2 separate regions of the Homo sapiens genome follow, and region 1 is linked to region 2. Evidence: read pairs that join two places in POLR2A ChIA-PET (ENCODE). Cell type or tissue: IMR-90. All regions are shown on one strand.

The links. Peaks named below come from ENCODE experiments on the same cell type or tissue, not always from the same donor. Only the 100,000 strongest peaks of a DNase experiment are listed, where the experiment ranks them.
Region 1: POLR2A ChIA-PET joins it to region 2 with 12 read pairs; 3 of 35 experiments call an interaction of 5 or more read pairs at or near these places.

Annotation. Positions count from the first base shown.
Region 1 is chr10:58,517,887-58,520,386 of GRCh38, forward strand. All of the region lies in intron 1 of BICC1 (BicC family RNA binding protein 1), which reads left to right. Among named protein-coding and RNA genes, the nearest start is that of BICC1, 6.3 kb to the left of the region's middle. In IMR-90, no CTCF peak of the experiment used is centred here; no DNase peak of the experiment used is centred here.
Region 2 is chr10:58,742,569-58,745,068 of GRCh38, forward strand. All of the region lies in intron 3 of BICC1 (BicC family RNA binding protein 1), which reads left to right. Among named protein-coding and RNA genes, the nearest start is that of BICC1, 230 kb to the left of the region's middle. In IMR-90, no CTCF peak of the experiment used is centred here; a DNase peak (open chromatin) is centred at 1,073.

The DNA.
Region 1 (2,500 bases), 220 kb before region 2:
ATAAAATGCACTTTCTTATATTGATCATGAAAATCAAGTATATTGGAAACTTTAGTTTGGTCTTAAATTATCTTACGATTAATGAACATGCACAGCTATCTAAATATTATTATTGGCCTCCCTGGTAGCTTGCCATGTGTTGAGTATACTTGTAAAGGTGGGTGGGTAAATACTAAGTAAAGCTCCATTAGACATGAGTGTGGAGTTCTAGATTTTGCTCAGGACGAGAGGGCTTTTCACCCTTTTTAGTTGTAAATTGTTCTTGCTTTGAGTATTTTTCATTATTTGACTGGTCCTGAGCCATTCATTTCTAGTATGGTTTACTAAAGACTAGCAGCGAAATCAGTTAATCTCTCTTCTGGTTGTAAGTTGCTCTGAATTTGAGTCATTCATTGGTGTGTAGAAAGAAGGTTTTTTGAAGAAAATACTCTGCCTGGGTTAACATGTTTCATTTGCTCACCTGTAAAATGGGGATAATAATAGTCCTACTTTACGGTGATATTGTGAATGCTGAGTGTGAGAATGTATGTAATATGCTTAGTTCAGTGCCAGGTTGATGGTGCTTAATAAACATCAGTTCAGATGCAGCAGTACTGTCTCACATGATGGATAAAGATTTCAAAACACTAGAAAGCAAATACTTGCCAAGTCTTTTTTTCTTTTTTCTTCTAATTGCATGTGAATCCTTTGTGTATGTGTGTGTTGGGGGGGGGGGGGTGTGTTTGATGTGTTTTAGTGAAAGTCTTCCTCAAAAAATTAGAAAAGTTTGTTATGACAATTTATTTGATCCAGAGAGCATAGTTGCAATTAAAATTGCTTTATAGATTAAGTGAAAAAACACATCAGAGGTTGTATAGCTTGGCAGTAAAGAGCCCAGGAGCTGCTTTCAGACTAACTTGGATTGAGGAGGTCCTCACTTTGCTTCTCGTAGAGTTCCGTGAGGATGCACTGAGAGGGGCAGTAAAACCTCACGCTCACGGGCATGGAGCAAGCACTCTCAGTCACTTATCTCTATGAAGACTTGGAGGGTTTTGGTGAAGTTGATCATTGATAAATACATAGCTAGAGAGGTTTGTTATACCAATGACTTTTACAGGCAAGAATGTATTTGGCTGCGACTAACAGGAAACCTGACACAGAGTGGCTTAAACAAGCCAGGGGTTTGTCCTTCTCACCTAATGAGAAGTCTGGGGCTAAGCAGTCCAGGCTCCAAGAGCTGCTCAAGGGCATCAGGAGCCCCGTGTCTTCCCTCTTCCCTGCCTCCACCATCTTCAGCCTGTGGCTTTTTGCCTTATTTTTGCACTGTGGCTGTGGCTGTGTTTTGAGGTGTGTCTGGTTTATGCAGGAAAAAGGCGGAAGAAGAAAAATTATTTTCTCTTAGAGATTTTGCATTTTTATGTGACAAAGAATTCTCTCTCCTGGAACTTCTGTCTGTACTTCTTTGGCCACCTTTTGCTGCAAAAGACTCTGGGAATGTATCTTCTTTTTCCAGCCTCACTAGTGGAAGTAGGCAAAGAAGAAGGGGGTCAGAATGGATGCTGAATGTTTTACCCCATATTTTCCTCACAGTGGGCAAAGTGGAGGAGCATTAGGACTCAAAATTGCAAATTGTGACTGAAGTCAAAGCTTACCTGTATTGGAGACTTTGGACTGTGCTGATAATCTGTAGGAACTTATGTTATTCAGTAACATTATATATCAGTAGAATTTCTTTCTTTCCTTTTTTTAAATTATAATTTTTTTTCATCAGGCAGCCCCTGAACCAGAATAGGTTCTGAGAGGCTCCCTAGAATTTCTTTCTTGGCATAGTCCAGAAGTAAACCTAAATACCAAAGAGGAAACCAACTCTGATCATCTAAAGCTCTTCTCATCTTGTTACTCCTTTTATGAACAGAATCTAGGACCACTGAGTACTGGAACTATCTCTAAAAATTCTCCATTGTTTTCTCCATGTCAAATGTTTTTTTTTCCATAGAAAATTACATGGTACAATAAAAATGCTTATTTCACTTTTTATTATCTTAAGATATCTTTTCTGTCCTCCCTCCTCCCACTGTCCACACATGTCAGATTTGGTTTAGAATTGACAGGTTCAGTGTAGTTCATGCCTCGCCCTTTTGGCTTTTCATAGATTGGTCACTTAGGTATAATCTGGCCAACAAAGCCAGAATTTGTTCAGAACCGTTTTGGAGACAGTTTGATAGAATTATCATCCCATGTTTTGTCGTCTGAAATTGTCCAAAATAGTGAGCTAATAAAATAGACCAGTTGACTCATTCTTAGTTCGTTTTAAGATACTGTTCTTACTTAAAAAATACATAGGGTAATAGTGACCACATATATTCCTTTATATGAAATATTTAATAAACTACCAGGAATGAGGCGCAATTTTATTGCTAATTTATAGTGGTTTTGGTGTGTGGGGATGATCTTGGCAAGAAAATCTTGTTATGCTGCAAAAGCCACCAAATTCAATGTCTAATCCTTATCGTACTACCAT
Region 2 (2,500 bases):
CTGGGATTACAGGTGCCCATCACCATGCCTGGGTAATTTTTGTATTTTTAGTAGAGATGGCGTTTCACCATATTGGCCAGTCTGGTCTTGAACTCCTGACCTCAAGTGATCTGCCCACCTCAGCCTCCCAAAGTGCTGGGATTACAGGAGTGAGCCACTGTTCCCAGCCAAAATTCTCTGGTCTAACTGTGTGTCAACAGCTTTGGCTTGATGTGCTTAAAGGTTTCTACTTTAATATTCTTAAATATTGATTGATTGAAGCTGATATTCCTTAATTTTCTACCATTCCATTATCATTATTGTCATTCAGGTTACTAGAGAACTAGCTATTAGATTCAGAGCCATTGCCCACACCTTAAATGATCAATAGTATCCTGGAGAAGTGATGCAGACACCTGAATACTTTGGTAGGCATGAAGTAAATGTCAAGCAATGTGAATAAAATAGTTAATGTAAATTCATAAGTCATTTTTGCCAGGTGGCAATTGAACCTGGTTTTATAGATTATTTACTCCTTGTAGGATGATGGCTCAAAAGGCATTCGGGTGGTGGTGGTTGTTCGGGAAAGTCAGATATTTAGCTTATTTACAGAATGACAAGCAGACATATTTGGCTGGAATGCAGAATTCATGGAATTGTATATTTGGACGTTGGCTTAAAATTAAGTGGCTTGGGGCCAAATTGTGGAGGACTTTGTGATATCTGATTTCTTAAGAAAATACTATCTCCAGGTCTCTCATCAATACCAGTCTGGCTGTCACTTTTCTGTGGACTAGTTTATCTTGTAGGCCAATGAAACTTGAGCTATAGAATGGCACACACATGCATCCAACAAAATGGGACCAGGGCCTCTTCCCCTCTCTCTAAATTTTTATTTCTCTACCACCATTTGCTGGGATTTTTTTTTTTTTTTGGATATTTTGATAGTGAGCTTTAGGTAAGTTTAAAGGAAAAGATGAAGTTAGTTGAATTTCCCTTAAAATACCAGCAGAAATAAAGCAAGGAGACAGCAGCTGTGAAAACATACACCAAACATCTCAGTTATGGTCTTATCATGCTAGCTTCAGTGCAGGCTCACAGTGTGTGCTTCTGTTTCCATGGTTACCTGCTAGGCAGCAGAATCCCCCAGGTTGGTATGCTATAGAGTCAGGATTTTTCATGGAAAGGAAATTCAAGTCTTTTCAGAGTGAAGTTAATAGTTTTCTTTTCTTTTTTTTTTTTTTTAAAGCAGATGGGTTATACATGTTTTAAAAATAAAAATGGTTACTGCAGGTTTGATTTCCAAACTGTAAGTGAAGCCAGACTTTAAGGCAGTGTTTTAATGGTTTGGAAATTCTAGTTTTCAAATGGTTTCTCCTAGATGGTTCCCGTGACAACACAACTTAAGCAGGTATCGAGTATCATCTTTGCTGTGAAATATTCATGCCACAAAAATTCCTTTCATTTTTAATTCCACGCTAATGAACTAAGGCAGAAGAAGTTAGCTTATTCAAGGACAAATGGACAAATATTTCAAAATCATTGTTGAGCTTAATAAAATTGCAATTCTAAGTGAGCTTTTAAAAAATTGAATGATGATATCATACTTTATTATATTCTTAAATTGATGTTTTGTTCCCTTGAAACAAGTATTATTTCAATTGCTACCTGGAAAAAATAGTATTGTTTTATGATAGAAAAATTTGAATTTCATAGTTGTAGCAGAAGATTGCTGTTTTAATAATGCCTGTTTTGTAGTGTAGTTAAAAAGCTCTCTCAGTGTTTTGGCATATATCTTTCCCCACTCAATTTTTCTTCCAAAGAAAAATTTTATTGTTAAGCTAATACTTGATAAAGCCATTCATTTGTTAAAAGATATGATTTTTTTTAAAAAAATAGCTTTCATGCATGCATTTTAAAACTTTGTTAAAAAATTAGAATGAGGTGCCATTTAAAGAATAAGCTTCTAATTCATTAATAAAAATTCATTAATATTTTTTAATTTTAAAAAGAATAATTTTTTCAAAAGTGACAATTATTCTTTATTTGTTGTTTAATATTTTATTTTATTAGCCATTGAAGAGGAAGCATAAAATCTTACATTCCATGATGAAACTTTTATGATTTGACATCTTTATCCTTATCTTGAGATTTGCTGATGAGACCCCCTTTATCAAATTCAGATGTCTCTCTCTGATATTCAGTACAATATCTGCCTCTGGACCAGGGTTCAAGGAAAAGGATGGATACAGGAGGTCATTGTGAAGATACTGGGTAATAGAGAACATCTGGAGGTGATCAGAGATAGCCTTATAGGAACTGAACCATAGAAAGGAAGTTCATTACAGCAAATGGATGAAGTTGATGGTCCAGAAGAAATGAGAAAGATTGACCCATGTTGAGAGTTCTTATAAGAGTGTTTTTATTTGGGCTACTTCTGCAGATTCAGTCAGGCCTTAAATTAGATTTTCTATCTCCTGTTATGACCCTGTTCTGCTACATTCACATTCTTGATTAAATG